Regions from separate parts of the Homo sapiens genome. Here region 2 is linked to region 1. The links are chromatin loops, found by intact Hi-C in ENCODE. Cell type or tissue: natural killer cell. All regions are shown on one strand. Links, peaks and the distances in the headings refer to the core of each region. The heading gives the core; the rest is flanking DNA.

Region 1 (9,320 bases), core at 586-8,585:
TGACAGAAAAAAAAAATAAGCCTGACTTCTCAATGGGACTTAGCATTATATGGTCACATGAATTTCCTGTATTACCCTGATCTTAGAGATGTATTAGTACATAGATTTGTTTTATTCTGGGGTCTATTTCCAACTTACAGTAATGATAATCATTTAAAATAGTTTGTTTCAGTATAGGACATTAGAGTAATACTTGCATTCAAGTGCATTTATCCATTGACTCTGAAAATAAATCATACTTCTGGAAATTTCTGAAGACTCAGGAATATTAATTAGGAAAACATTTCCTTACATTTCTGTTCTTTCTTGCTTTAGTCACCATTTCCTATTAATATTTAAGAAACTTGTATATTTAAAAGCTTTCTGGGGAAAACCTTCAAAAAAAATTCCTTTACAGTTTTACAATGCCTATCTCTACCCTCAATTTTGTGGAAAATCTTACCAATGTGTAGAGCGATAGTTTTTCACAAGTTGAAAGATACCCCAAAGTTTATTATGTCAAGCAGTTCATATGTAGGATCATTACCACAATCCTAATATCACAAGGCAAGACCAAGATACAAAGATAAGGCTACATTGAAGTGTTAAGCTGCCATGCATTGGAAAGGGCAACTACATTTCTTTTTTCTGTGCATATAAGTTACCCTATCTTTTCCAACAACCTATCAAATACCATTTAACAGTAGCACATAATTAGTGAAGTAGGCTTTGCAAAGTCTTTACAGAATCAAAACTGAACTCAAAGGCACAATCTATTTGTTTTTCCTAAGCTGGTCGAATGATCTTGGTTAGTGATTTAGACAATTTGGAAACAAACAAACAAACAAAAAACACAAGAAAAATACCGTGATTCCCATATCAAATCAGTTTTTTGGCTGTTTTGAGTTTTTGGAAAACAAAGTGATGAAAGTGCTAAAGCAAACAGGGTGCTAAAGGGCTCATGTAGTGTGCGCAGACTACCTCTTTTTGCACAGTCTAACTGGTCTAAACCGTGTCAAGTTAACGCAGTATGTTGGCTATAGAACTTTTGCGTACTGGTGCGGATCTAAAGCAACCATCTGGCTCAGAATCCACTTGAACTTCCTAAACATCTCTGGGCAGCAAGTCCATTATAAGCATGTTCTATAGCATCCAGATATTCAACCATGGCCAAAGAAAGGCCTCTTAAATGGAATCATAAGGCCCATTTACTGGTGGTTTGGTAAGAATGTGGTTGAAATACTAGGGCTATGCTTGTATCTACAGCAAAGTTCAGAAAACTTAAAAAAAAAAAAAAAGAAAAAGAAAAGAAAAAAACCCTTACACTTGAATGGTCAGGTGTAGTTTTGAGCTTTAGCTGACAGAATTAAGAGAAAGTTTGGCCCTTATGCATTCACATCCTTGCTCAATAAACAAACAAAACACAAATGAGTCTCCTCCTCCAGAACTAGTTTTTGTCCCTAAAAATGGAGATTCAAATGCATTTCTTAATTCTACTTGCTGAGCATTCCCCAATCACCACAATATGCTTAGGAACACACTCTCCTTTCTGTTCTCTGCCTCCTTAGATTCCCACCCTGGTTTAAAAAAAAAAAAAAAAAAAATTTGGTCAGACGCTGATTTAAAGAACTAAATTATACTTGCCTTTAACACAACTATAGAACTGAGACATAAACAGCTTTGTTTTCCCATAGTTAACCGGACATGATAATGCCTTTTCATTTGTTTCTTGTATTTGTTTCACAAATACGAGATCCACATTTTATTTTCCTGCCTCTTTTCCGGTAAGGTTGAAATACATGCAACCAAGTTAGGATCTCCCTCTCTCTCATCAATAATAAAGCCAGGAAGTTGGATTTGAAGCATTGTTTGTCCTTGTGGTCCTTGGAAGAACTCCCGGTCTTTAAATTGACAGTGCAGCTGTTGATCAAAATTATTCAGAAAATTAATATATTCTTAATTTTCTGTCAGACAAGTTGATTGTAGACTTATGAAATACTTATGTCTAAGTAAAAACAATGCCTATAGTTTCTGTAAGAAACTAACAAAAATAATTTGGATGTAGAATGAAAAGCTCAACCTCATTTCAACTCTGTACTAGATGACAGAAGTGCCCTGTGATGACCAAATGCTCGGGCAATGTAGGGTGACTGCCGCCAATGAGCCAAAATACAATCACATGCATCAGAGTCAGAGGCTGGCTCCTCAAAACAAGCCAGCTTTTCTGGTTAGAGATGGACATAGGATGTTGGCGGCATCTATCAACACCCAGATGATATGAGAAAGGGTGACATTTGTAGCCATATACCTTTCAGAAACAAACTAAATCTGCATTTATCCTTAAGAAAAAGAGAAAGGCATACAATAGGATTATGGTGCATGAGAAAGAGCAGCTGAACTAGTCAGATCTGGCTTCTAGTAGATACTTTAACCTCGGGCAAGCCCCACAAGCACTGTGAATATGAATGAGGACCCTCACCTGCAAAATTAGAGAACAGGCTTGGTGGTGTCCACATGCCTGTTCTCATGTAACTCATGTAACTCAATGGTCCAAACGTCTTTCATTTATGAAATAAGTATTTTAGATTTAAATGATGTAAATGTGGGTGGGGACCTATCCTATCCACTGTTGTATCTTAATGTCCACCACACATTTAGTTCATAATATGATATTGATGCTTAAAAAAATCCTTAAAATTAGGCTTTGATGAAAATCTTCACACATCTAGCAACAGCTAAGACAAGACAAAATTTAGGTCATGAAATGCTAAGCAATTCAAGACAGAAAATAGTGTTTTGTTCAAGTTCCATAATGCAATCTGATACTGCTGAAATTGAACTTGCTGTTAAATAGAAACATTTTTTTTTAAAAATCCTAAGGTAGATTTTTTGTGGTTGTTAAATAATTCAGGGACTACTTCAAGTTTACTAGAAACGCCCCAATACACAAGTATCTGATTAGACTGAAACCACCTATAAATTACAATCTCAAAATAATTTTTACTCCAATAATTTTTACTCAAAAAAATTTACTCAAAGTTTTACTCAAAATAATTGTGTGCTATCTTATCTTGACTTGTCAATCTTGATGGTGTGCATGGCCAATTTAGAGTTACACTGGACTTGTGTAATAGTTAACACTGTATCAACAGTTAGTTAGCACAATCTGTGATGCTTTTCTTTTTTTGGAAAAACCTATGGCAGATGCATCCGGAGACAAATTTTTCAATAGGCTCCTCACGGCAATGGAGGATGCCAAGTATCACATACAGAAGTAAAGGCAGTAGCTGCAAAGCATGTTCTCTAACATATTCATAACAGTGTACTATACCTTTCCTAGAGGCTTCCTTAGAAAGCAAAGTTTTTTTTTTAATCCATGAATAAATGACCAAGAGATTATAAAGAATGCTGTGTTTTGGAGGTGAGATGTGACAATGTCAATAAATGTGGAAGGTAAATTTCCCAACTTTTCCATACAGGCTTTTCTATTGTACTATAAATAAGCCTTATCTCTATATTTGTCCTTTAGGAACTCCGTTTCTAAAACAAGAGTTATCTCGGGAATCCCCTCTGTTGATTAGATAAAAATGACCTGACAGAAACAATTCTTAGGCATCTTTAAAAAATTATTTTAAAAGTCTAATATATTCTTAAGTGTTCACATTTGTACAACAGAAACAACTTTTTAATAGAACGTATTACTCTTGAAATGGTTGTTAAATTTGGCCAAAGCTCTTAAAAGGAATTTTGTAGCATCCTACACTCTGAATTCCGCAACTCAGTTTAATCTTCAGACACCCACTTGTGCCAGGGTCAGTGAAACAGAAAATTCTATCTATCAAAAACAGAGTTTACCGTTTAAAATGAGCACCCTCTTTGATATCATTTATTAAAAGCTACTTATGTCCCATACAAACTGCTATATTTGGCATTTATTGAAACTACCAATAAACTCCAATATCATTCTGATTTAGAAAACTTCAACATTTCTGGTATGTGGAAGAGTTCCAAACAGTTTGACCTTGCAATGTCAATGCTCTGTGAACGACAGCAGTGGCTTCTAGGGGAGCTGCTGAGCAGCTGTCATGTTTCCCAACAGAACAGGGTGCAACATTCTTCTGCTCACCATGTTTATTTAATGGCACACTCTAACTCTCAGGGCATGCAGTCTGCTGAAAACATCAACCATTATCATTGATCGCTCTGTACCCTTCACTATACAGTTTAAAAATTTTAAACCTATTTTACTCTCTTAACAATAAACACATGAAACACATTATTTTATTCTATTTGGGTCAAATTAATTTTATTATGCTCCATGATGAATTGCCACCAGTGCAACATCCTATTCACTATACATTTCAAAAAAAGAATTCACATACTAAACAAAATTTCAGTTGTCTGAAAATGAAATGATTGAAAGTCTTTATGAATCTCATACATACAATATGTGGCTAGCTGAAATTGTCTATCACGTAGCATTTAGATATAAAAAGCCTCATGCTAGTTTGTTAAATGCAAAGGCTACCAGACGACCATTTAGCTGGAGAATATACGGAAGGCTTTCAGACAACGCACAGGTATAGTGCTGCTCACAGTGCAGGATGGTAGAGGACTGAAACATGCAACCTTACACCTTACTTGGTAAAGCAGATTTAGTCTTCATGCCTGGACTGAACTCCACAGCTGCTGTGTTTCAACCAACAGTAATTTAGACTTTTTGTAACAACAACCAATGTCTTTTTCTTCTTTAAGAAAAAAAGAATAAATTAATTACCTTTGGCAAATTATATATCCATTTTACATGTTTAAAATTGTGCTTTGAACTCGAAGAATGGGTACTCTCTGCTGAGAGAAGTTCCTGATAAATATATATTATACCAAAGTCAGCTGGAAAATCTAGAATTTCTTGGCCACAAGTTAAGAGAGATCTTAAATTGGCATTACCCTGAAGACATTTCTAGGAAATTTAAAATGTTTTTTATATTGTCAAAAAGAAAAAATTTTTTCAATTAACATTACTTAAAATAATTATAATGTTCCATTTAACTTTTGTACAAACTCCTGATTTTATTGGTTAGTAGTTGTCCAGCCTCATCTGCACCAGATTGACTGAGCTCAAGCCACAATAAAAATGATAGTAAGTAGAAAAAGGTTTCTAGCAGCAGAGGGCACTGTTGTTGCAAGAAACAAAAAGTCTAGAATCTTTCCCATGTGCTTAAATTACTCTTGCAAGAAAGATAACATTCTTTGAATAACTTAAGTATTTTACTGCACCACTTACTGCTTTCAGCAACAAAACCTTTTAAATTATTTCTTATGATAACTAGATGCATGATCACTAGAGATTATGTAATAAATGGTTAAAATTCAAGCCACATCTTGCAGGTCCAGCCTGTCAAGATCTGCCAATACGAGATTTTGGTTGGTACAATTCTAGATAGCGTAATTTTTAGTTGGATATTGTGACTATAGTAATGAAATACATTTGGAACTACATTATGCATATTACTCAATGTGAGAAAAATATGTTTGTATTTAAATCAGATAATTTTCTACCTAAAATTTAAAGTAGGTAGGTATGATAATTAGCATTATAAATATGAAACAACCACCTTTAGGCAGATTAGTGTAGTGTAGAGAGGCAAAGAAACCCTAATTTTAACACACCATTTAGTATGCATAACAAATGTGCAGGTTGTAAAGTTTTATCTTTAAAAAAAAAAAATCTATCATTCAGTTATCTGTTCCAAGAACTCTGACATTGGGACCACCAATCTTTTAAGAAAAATGTAACTCTTCACATGCTATTTGACAAAAACCCTCAAAAGTTATCCAAATCAATGCATGTTCGGTTCCGTGTTTTAGCGCACACCTTTGCCAACTAGATTACATTTTTATGGTTGGTATTTCTGAACACCTCAATCCACACAAAGTGCAAAATAAAAATGCTAAAATTCTACAGTATTTTAGTACTATTCTGATTTGTATAGTTTTTTTAACCAAATATTGGAGTTACCATAATATTACCTCAGTTCATGTAGAATGAAAACTACTCCCTAAATCCCTGAAACTCCAACTTAAATTTTGTTTCAGAGTAATACCAAAAAAATTTTCAAAAATTTTGCTAAAAAGAGCCTGTCACATTTGCTACAGCATAAAAATAACCCCAGTCAATAACAAGTATTTAAGGGCTCCTTATGATCCCAGTCTGCAAATACCACTGCTATACCAATAACAGGCAGTATTACTGTAAGAGGTGTGTTAATCGTCTTCCCCACTAGTATCTCTGTAGTGATTTTATGTAGAGCATATTGCTAAAATTTGAGAAACTACATCGGTGTAGTGATGTCTACAGAACTGTGCAATGTATCAGCTTCAACATTCATATGTAGCATTGTATTCAAAATAAAGGGGCTAAAGAAACTAAGGTCTGCATCACTTAAAAAAGAATGTAGTGCTATACTAGATTTTTTTTTAAGAAAATTTAGGTACAGAAAAAGTAGGGTATGAAAATAGTGTTTTCCTTCTGGCATTATAAGTAAATTACATTAAGGTTTTTGTCAGTCTCACATATAGTATTTAAACTCCCTTGTTGATGGAATGAAAAATATTCACAAATCAAGTGAGCATCCTGGTGTAAACTTGCACACAATAACAGGGAGTAGCTTTGTAGAGGATTACGACAAACCTTTACAGATTAAATGAGGTATTGCACAGATTAAAAAAAAGCAAAAAAGGCAACAAAAATATACAGCAAATTGGTAGAACATTTACATGATAATTTTACAGAATCCACAGACAGAAAGTAGTGTTTAGTATTTCACCTTAAAAATATATATATATATATAATATATAGATCAGTCTTCCCACTCATCATCATCCTCAAAATCTTCTTCATCATCTTCATCTTCATCTTCATCTACAAGAAAATCAAGACAATTAAAACATATGCATAAATAAAATGACATTACATAATTCTTGGGTGGTTTCTCCAATTATTTAACTCCTGAAACACAGATAATGTGACTCCCAGAAGAATCTAGTTACTAAAACAGTTTAAAGTGAATCTAAAGAAATATATCTATAGAGTATGATAGTAAACTAAAGATTAAAACAGGGCTTAGAAGACAATGGTTCTAGTTCCTTAATATCTATGTGACAAATTTCAACCTGTTAATGTATAAAATCATCTGGGTTGACCTTTCTGTCACAAATCCAACTACCTTCTTGTACTCTTCATATGGATTCTCAAACTCAAAACTTCTAACTTTTATTTCCTTCCCCAATCTTCTTTTCCTGCTCCATCCTGGTCTGCTGCTCCATCTCAATAAATGGCATCACCATCCTGTCACATAATCAGGCCAAAAACCTAGAAATTATTATTACTTCCTCCTTTTTCACGATCCAATTATCAAGCCTGCTCTTTTTCACCTCTTTCACTGCTACTCTCCACACCACCATCACATCCTGCTTGGATTATTGCAACTCTAGAGTCTATTTGACTCAGAGCAAATGGAGTGATATTATTTAAATTTCAAGTTTAAAAAATATGTTGCTACCCTTCTTAAAGTCCTCCTGTGGCTACCACTGCTATTTGAATGAAATCTGATGCTACCTCCCTCCATAAGACCCTACATGATTTGTCCAGTTATTGTCTCTCTCTCTCCCCAAACTTCTCTCATATGTACTCTCCCTTCAAGTCACTCTCTCTAGTAAGATGGTCTCCTTTCTGTCCCTTAAACTCACCAATCTTATTCTGGCTTTAGAACTTCTGCAGTAGCTATTTCTTCGTTAAACTGAATCTTTTCATCATTTAGAAACCATTCATAAACTACTTCCTCAGAGAGGCCTTTCCTGACCATCATATGTAAAGTATAGCTCTTCCCCATAATCAGTAACGGCCTATCCCATTTTACTTTCCTCATATCACTTGCTAATATCTAAAATTATTGTACTTTATCTATTAAGCTCCATGACAGCACGGACCTTGCCTATCTTATTTCTCACTGTATCCTCAACACCAAAACAGCACTACACACCAGCCATTCAATAAATATTTGTTGAAGGAATATTTAGTTATCAGATTTTATAAGCATACTTCTATATTATACTGACTTTCCATATTTAACCTCTTCATATATCTATATATAAAATATGTATAAATATATACACCTATAAATATATAAATACATATACCTATATATAAATATATAAATATATATAAATATGTATATAAATATATATATAGGACCCATGAAGGCCAAGTATATAAAGTGGGACAGTGGCTGAGTAATTGTACTTGATAATGATAAAAAGCCAGTAAGACTAGGTGACATACGTGTGGGTTACATGTACAGAACACAGAACAATCTTTTTCTTCTATTTTTCTCATGTAAAATTGATTGTGTGAAGGTAGTATTTGAAGAAGTACTGGAGCTCTAGTATTAGAACTTGAAAATTAACAGAAGCCCAAGAGAAGCAACATTATCTTCTCTTAGCCCTAAACTAAGTTGTTACTTTTAAAACGATAATTATTTATTATTTATTTATTTATTTATTTAAGTCTCATGGTCAGCTCTAAATTGTTACAGAATTTATTTGGAAAGGAGTTCAATTGAGTCATGTTAATTTCTGTTTACTCTTCTAGCAAGGGAAATAATTTGCTACCAGATTTTGCTAGACATGCTTCACAAAATTTACCTGGATGAAAAGCATCAAAGACACCTGACTATGCTGGCATTACAGACTGACAAAAGACAGAAACTTATCAGTATCTATGGTGAAGAGGAAGAAGTAGCTAATAATTTCATCATCAGGTACTACCACAGAAATACTAACAGTTAAAATAAATGGGTCTGAAAATAAGTAAAAACCATCCTATATTTTCATTATATTAGCGTGACTATTACATACTATTAAAAAAAAACTTATTGTAGGGAAATATTTAGCAGAACTCACAGATACCAGCATAGAATAAATGCTTTTTCAGAATCATGTAGTTCACAGAAGCCTTACATTTCTTTATGAATGAATGAAGACCTTTCTTTATCTCTTCCTAGCAAACAACCTCTAAACAAAGCTTGAGATTTTTAGATCTCATTCCTATGACATTACTATGACATAAAAAATTCAGGCAGTTTACCTCATCTGTGAGGATTAGGGCTAAGAATTTAGGTAATTTTCACTGTTTTTATGCTAAAGAAGACTATACCATAAACATAACCATAACTTTAAATACCAGGTGTCTATGTATATCCTACTGACATGCAATTTAACAATTCAGACCTCTCCTGTGACTTCCAGACTCATAACGAAATGCCTACTCCACATCTATAGTT
Region 2 (8,000 bases), core at 1-8,000, 1.2 Mb after region 1:
AATTTAATGAACAGTATGTTTTCTCTTTGAAGATATGAAGATTTTTTAAATTTCTAGAATATTGACCAAAATGCTTCTGCACACAATACTCACTAGGAATACCTTGGGAAAAGCAGATCTAAATATATAGCAGGTCTAAGATACTATTTACTTTCTGGCACATGTAAAAATTTTAAAAAGTTTAAAAGAGAGTGATACACCAAAACATGTGTTATCTATTTAATCAGTGGCACTTCAGAAATACATTTTTTTCATGAGAGAATTAAATATTTTTGGAATCTTAGATATGTATCAAATTTTCCAAACTTTAGCTAAGGTCTAGTTTCCCCTGTTTGTTGCTGTACTTGGAGAGTGTGGTAAATGATAGAAGAGAAGCATGAGTGTAAAAGCCAGATTCAAACTGTTGGAAAACTTCAACTATAACCCTGGCTCTGCTACTACTTAGCTCTATGAGCCTATAATCATTTGATTTGTTTCATTTGGCTCATCTATTTAAAAACATGGCAAATGGCACAAAAGGCTAGGGAACTATCAGAAGCCCCAGGAACAATATTATCTTAGAAATCGGCTTAATCGATACCTTATTTACATTTTCTAAATACTAAAAGCTTACTTTTTCAGTTGATCCACATCAGAGTTACTTTCTGGCAAGACCCTGATTCCCCGACCGTAACTGGTACCTCCATGAAGATGAAACTCTAAACTTAACATTGTCTGATTCTCTGAATTCATTGATTGAAGTTTGGTATGAAGGCTATAGATTCTAAGAAAGCTTCCAACCTAAAAAATAGATCATTTGTTATTTAGAAAGTGGGGAAAAATTAAAATACTTCTGATATTTAAAACTTTAATAACCAATATGGGGCCAATGAGGGCACTGACCAGTCAGGAAATATACTAAAGTATCTGCAAAGTATGCTATACGAGTGTGGTTGAATATCAGCTGCATGGACACTACATCAAAACTAAATATATGGACATGTGCATGCATATGCGTGTGTGCACACACATACATATACACACACATTCAACTGTAAGAGATATTTCCATTTCAGATCTATTAAAATGTGAAAAAATATTGTGTCTTAGCATCAATAAAATATAATGGTTAAGAAACCCATTACCTAAACGGAATTCAAGCCCTCTATTTGACTAAGGTTTCTGAAAATGCCTTGCTTTAACTAGTTTAAGGATTAATTAAATATGATCCTGAAGATACTGTCATTACAAGAATGCTAAGAAGAAATTTTAAATATGGTACTACCGAAAAATAATAAACATCTTCCATCTTACAAGTTCTATGGAAAGAAAACTTCTGCATTTGTGCCTGTACCACCACAGTGTGAAACACTCCTTGAGTTCAAACGTAAGAGTTAACTAATTAGAGTTTTGAATTAAATGTTCTATAGTTAATCTCAGATGTTTTGCTAAACTTAGTCTACAAATGTCTTTAATTATAGACCACTGAGATTTTTCTTTTAATGGAGATTTCAAATGAGAGAGATGCAGAATGCTATTCAAAGATATTGACACCTACCTAAAAGAAGCTATATAACCTAAATCACATTTATATTTATGAAGAAAGATTTAGAAGCAAAAGGAGTTACAAACAAGGAAATTTAATTCATTTGTATAAATATAGCACTCCTGACTACTGGATGACTATAGGGATACCACTTTTTTTCCCCTACAAGTTCAGGATTGAATAACAGACATCTTACATAACAAAAAAACTATATAGGTTAAATATTCTTTATCTGAAATACTTGAAAACAGAAGTGTTTCAGATTTCAGATATTTACAGATTTTGGAATATCTGCATATATATAATGAGCTATCTTAGAGATGAGACCCAAGTCTAAAAACGAAATTCATTTATGTTTCACATATATGTTATACACATCACCTGAAAGTAATTTTCTATAATATTTTCAATAATTTTGTGCATGACACAAAATTTTTGTACACTGAATAATTGGAAAGCAAAGGGTTCACTCGCATACTGGCACTCAAAAAGATCTGCATTTAGGAGAATTCTGGACTTTTAGATTATGGAGGCTCAATCCTATAAAAGGAAACGTTTAAAAAAAAAAGATGAGTAGCAAATCAACTTTCCAATTCTGCTTATTGTAGCTTCTCTTAATTATATTTCCCCTCATTACTCTTTATTTCTGATGGAGGATATAAGCAAAGGAGGTAAGGAGAAAACCCACACTCCCAGGTGCTACTCCTTCATTCCCAAGGATCTTTTTTCCCAACCAATCAAGGGTTTTATAAGGAGCAGACAAAATACAAGCCTTTCCTTTGACCTCTTTCACTTACATCTATATCATAACCAGGGAGTAGTATAAAGAAAGTTAAAGAAGAAAAGAACAAAAAGAAAAAAGAAAAAAATAATTTTCCTCATAGTCTTCAAAGTGAGACATTGGAAAAAACATAAAATTTTCTAGTTTTATCTCATTCTTTTTGACTGGATTATTTTGTGATTCTTTTAAAATATGTGTGTGTATATGTATATATAAATATATTAGTATAGCACATGTATGTATGATCTACAAAAGATTTGAAAGAAGGCCTAAACACATGGAGAAAGATATTCACATACAAAAGGCTTTGATATTACAAAAATGATAATTTCCTCCAAATTAAACTTTAAATTTTATGCAATTCAATCAAAATTCCCAGAAGCTTTCATGGAATCTGAAAAGCTAATCCAAAAACTTATACGAAAGAGAACAGTCAAATCAATTTTAAAGAATATGAGAGGGGGGCTTTACCCTATCAAAAAATACATAAAGAAAAAGGATAATAAACATAGGTATACGTACAAACCTACATATGGAGACACAGAGAGGAGAGCAAAAAAAAAAAAAAAAAAAAAAAAACCAGAGCAGGCAGGAGCTCAAAGAAGGTTCGATGTGTAGAGTTTTATTTCCTAAAATTTAAAAGTGTCTGAAATAAATGTGGCAAAACATTTAAAAAATAAGGTGAACACACGGGTGTTTATTATACTATCTTGTCTACTACAGTATTTTTTAACATAACAAAATTTCGAGGCCAAGATATAAGTTATTCACATAAAGATAAGTTGTTATTATCAAAAATTCCTTATGGAGGCAGCATTGTATTTTTTCAAAAGCTTGACTAAAAATACTATGAAATGTGCCAGATGCTCTATTATAAAAAAACAAGTATTGGTTAATCTTGTCAGTATTAAGATTCCAAAAATACAAATGAAACATCAACCAAAAAATTATAAAAATACAGTTTAAAAAACAACTATAGAAGTCTATTTAAATACTAAAAAAAAACTAGAAACACTAAAAAAAAAAGCAAAGTAAATATGGCTAGTAAGAAATGACTATCCCTTTAGAAATAATCAAACGATTTGTCATAAACGGTCAAGAATTTCCCTTTAGGTTTATTATTTTTAATTCCCTGAATATGTCTCAAAATAGCCAACCAAATCACAGCTGTTGAACTATTGAAGGCCAAAACATAATTATGACCACGTATATTTTATAATTAACAATTGTGTCTGGATAAGAGTAGGGATTTAGAAAGTAAAGCTTTAGTTTCCAGACAAAAGATTTGAAATCTCAGTTTATGTGACTGGGTCTGTGTAAAATGTTTAAGGGAATGATATAACAAAAAGTGAGATTCAGAAAATAGTTAAGGGCAATTCGGGCTCTAAAATACATTGCTTGTAGATGTTGATTATATTATATTCTATAATTGCATTATACTGTCCTCTTTACTAAAATAAAAACACATTTTTTCCTGTTTCTATACAACAAAAGTCTTTCGTACTGGTTCCAGGTATTTTGACACAAAAACGTAATTTTAAACAGTTGTCTTGAAAGTACCAAGAAGAATTCATTTATATCAATGTCACGTGAGTGAAGAGTTCCTAAATTAAGAAGAAATGTTACAGAGGTTGTCAGAAAACAAATAAATGTGATGTCAATGTGTATTAAATAAAAATCTAAAGTTATATTACTTACACAGAGAAAAATCATTTTCATATTGCATTGCAGACAAATAATATAATGCTATTGATATCTTCACAGAAAACACAGTGCCATACATTTTCTTAATTATGTGTGCTCATATCACCCTCTAGTGGGCAAAATAAAGCAGAACATAAAAAAGGAGAAAAGAATCTGGAAAAAAAATCCACAGCATTCACTGATTCATTCATTCAGCAGCAGCTATTACTTACTTCATCCTCACTACAGGGAAAGCACTGCGATAGGTGCTGTTCAGGACTAAGACAAGAAAAGCAGGAAAAGCGGAAACAGAAAGACCTACATTGGAAGACCTGTTTGGAAGCAGTATAGGGAAAGAGAAGGGAATAAAATGGCGAAGGAAGGTATGCAGAGTGTGGAACTGAGGTGAATCTAAAATGTAAATTCATTTTATTTATGAAAGAACTCTATGAAAAAACCTCCAGAACTGAACTTATCATATATTTAATTTTGAAATAAACTAATCAATGTAGATAATATCTTTCAGGGAAATAATGTCAAAAATATATCTTCAACAGTCAGTGTTTTCTGATATGTCACAGATGTATGTGCATACATATATACACACAGAGGACAAAAAAGTACAGTCACTATCTTCCTGGACCCTGGATTTAATCTAATTTATTGATTTGAGTTGAGTAAACTTACTTGGTTTGTTGTTGTTTTGTTTTCTAATTACTATTTTTTCTGTAACCCAGAACAGTATTGATGGTGAACTTATTTGTGATACAATGTAGAATGGATATATTTGCTACTCCATGGCCACTGATTTATAAAGGGAAATTGGGCATTGAAATTCAGATCTTCACTCTTACTGTTTTCTTTTAATTTCCTATAAGTAGGCTAGAAGATATTTGTGATGGAGATCACTTCCATTTAATGCTTTAAAAGATTAGCTCTGCAAAGAGACATTGTGGATTCAAACACTGGCTTCATCCAGATAGGGACAGGAGGCAGGGAAATTCTACGCAGAAGAGGGCAGGTCCCCAGCAAGGACCCTGCTCTCAAGCTGAAAAGCCTGATACCACGGCCCAAAGTGAGAACTTACATCCCTGTTTTCCTGCTCAAATGTTGCCTTTTCTAAAACCATCCATGGCCCACCCCACCTGACATCCTGTGCCCATAAAAACCCCAGGCTCAGCCGGCAGAGGGAAGAGAGGCAGCTGGCCATCAGACACTATGGCTGGATGTCAGAGAGAAGCAGCTTGACTTCAGAGGGACAGCTTGATGGTGTAACCTGGGAGAAGAATCTGGCCAGAGAGGGCCAGACTTCAAGGTAAGACTACCTTCCTGCTCCATCCTCTTTTCACTTCCCCTTCCCACTGAGCCACTTTCATCAGTAATGAAATCCCCTGAATTTACCATCTTCATTTTATTCTTGAGACCTCATTCCTCCTGGATGCTACACAAGAGCTCGGGTGCCACAAGTGTGGTGTGAGTCAGTCACAGCTACCCTGCACTAAGCTGTTAACACTTAAGCTGTCCATGGATGACAGAGCTAAAACAGTACTGTAACACTTCCTCTGGGGCTTCAGGGGTCACCAGCACCCTCTCAGATGCTGCTGTGGGGCCAGTACAGAGTTTGCTTCTGCCCGTGCCCAAAAGCCTTTGCCCTGGCTCCTGCACCTGCTCACCTGCATGCTCCCACTCCTGTGGTCTGAGTGAGTGGAGCTCTCCCCTGCCAGCACTGAAGCGGCTGCCTAGTTCCAGCACCTGTGCACTCCAGTTCCTGCCCGTGAAGGGGTCAGGGAAATACCCTGCTTCAATCCAACTAGCTGTGGAATCTTGAACCACTGATTTAACCTGAGTGCCTCATTTCACATTTGTAGAACGAGATGACTACCATCACCTGTCTTATAGGAGAGTACCAAATGCATATAAAGTGCCTAGCAAAAGTTACTCTTATTATTTACTGCATTATTATTTATCATACCATTCTTTACTACAAAAAGTACTTTCAAATAAAAGATATAATAGAGAAAAGAAATTCCCTACAATTTTTGTTAATAGTTAAGTACTGCCATATCTAAACTGTGCACCTTAATGTATTTCAGAAGACAGTATGCAAATTCTATAAATTACACAGTATACACACACCCAATTTATAATATTATAAACTTATAATATAAACTTGTAATATAAATATTACAATTATAACAAATTGTAATTTAACAATTTGTTAAACTAATGAACAAAAAGTTATCAGCTACATTCTATCAAACCAGTTTACCAAGCTTAGCATTTAAGTTAGCAATATTTTATATAGCCTTTTTCATTCTAAAGCAGTATTATCTCACACAACAAAATTTTTCTATACTATTTTCACAGTAAAATTATGTATACCTTTAAGACATTTAAGAAAGATTATTTTAAAAATTGCTCTAACCCATTAAGTTTATCTTTTAATAATTTATTGTAACATACATTTTACAACTTAAAAATCAAAGAAATAAATATAATTTCTAGACTGTATCACCTATACATGTAACCATATATAAAAAATTTACATGAGCAAAAATCACTATAATTTATAAAAACATAAAATAACATTTTTTCCTACTATACATCACCTTCAGAGATCTTGCCACATGAACATGGTTATCGTAGACTAAAATGTCTATTGTCAGATTTTGTAGCCGATGGATGTGACTTAAATCACCTTCAAGAACAAGGTCTTGTATTAAGACTCTCCAAGATGGAAATGGTGTCCTGGTGCCATCCCATACCTGCCATAAGAGAGTAGAGTAGTTTTATGATCCTTTTGAAAAAATGCTTGTGCTAAAAAGTTTTTTCCTGGAAACAGTATTTAAAAGTAATTAAACTTATGCCTCTGAATATTGGCACTATTTTAAATATGACATTATTTTCTGATTGTTAAAGAACTACATATGAAATATGGGTAATGTGGAAAATGTAGAAGAATGTAAAGGAGAAAAAGAGTCACACTGCCATAAGCTCAGACTAAATATTCCTGAGTCAAGTGCTTTATACAATAAAAACAAACCAAAATGATCTTGAAAAACACTCATATGTATTAAAATATTTTTGCACATAAATACAACTAGTAAAATTATGAATGCTCTAAAAATTATAATAGTAATACATTTGACATTAATCAAATTATTTTTATGAGATTCAGTCTCATTCTTAAATTAGTTGTAAAGCATTATTCTGATGTTTCCATACAAAGAAGTAAATGTTGTAAATTTGAATAATTTCCTTTATATGATGATTTTCTGGTTCACATTATGCTTTTTCTTCTCCAAACCGTATTACAGGTGAGACATACAAATTACCCACCAGCTCTGGCTATAAATGACGCCTGGTTATTTATATAAAAAAAAAAAACCATAAAACAAAACACACAAAAGATAAGGCCGCACCAATACTGTAGATATTAAAACAAATAGAATATATACATTTAGAGAAAACTCAATTTGAGAGTATTGCTCAGAAAAAAAAAACATATAATATTAACAGAATAGAGAAAAATATGGAATGATGTCAGATCAACAAATTTATTAAATTATATTTAATGCAAACGATTGGTATACCACGGCTACTGAAAAATTAAAATAAATGCACTGTGGTTAGTAAAAAAGGTACCAATATTAATATTGTGCCCAGGTTGAGATGGAAAATGATTATACTATTTTGTATGTAACCAGACATTATATCGAGTAATGTCTAGCTCCTCTGTTATTAAAAAATATAATTTAAAAATTATTTCTGATACATAAGAAAATCACTGTCCGGAAAAAAAAAATCACTCATATTTCCCAGAGTTGAAAACAGTAAAATGTTGCTTTATAGGCCTCCCAATATATTTTTGCTATGTACATATACATTTTTAGTGTGTAAATGAAACTACAGTAATCACTAAATAGACCATCATGAAATTCTATCTCAACAAGTGTATGTCTATAATGTCATTTTATGGTTACAAAGTATTTTATGGTGACATTTACAATG

Evidence for each region. A loop is a pair of places that touch in the nucleus more often than their neighbours do. Peaks named below come from ENCODE experiments on the same cell type or tissue, not always from the same donor. Only the 100,000 strongest peaks of a DNase experiment are listed, where the experiment ranks them.
Region 2: it touches region 1 in a loop (13-fold over the local background); 8 of 110 quality-filtered maps call a loop at or near these places.

What each region holds. Positions count from the first base shown.
Region 1 is chr7:123,677,680-123,686,999 of GRCh38, forward strand. WASL (WASP like actin nucleation promoting factor) reads right to left here. Exons shown (of 11, transcript NM_003941.4): 11 at 4,264-6,901. The coding sequence ends at 6,840. Among named protein-coding and RNA genes, the nearest start is that of LMOD2, 26 kb to the left of the region's middle. In natural killer cell, for the core only: CTCF peaks have their summits at 5,062 and 5,263; a DNase peak (open chromatin) is centred at 5,152.
Region 2 is chr7:124,852,359-124,860,358 of GRCh38, forward strand. It overlaps POT1 (protection of telomeres 1), which reads right to left. Exons shown (of 19, transcript NM_015450.3): 9 at 6,599-6,754; 10 at 614-780. Among named protein-coding and RNA genes, the nearest start is that of LINC03043, 66 kb to the left of the region's middle. In natural killer cell, for the core only: CTCF peaks have their summits at 4,124 (motif pointing left) and 4,335; a DNase peak (open chromatin) is centred at 4,113.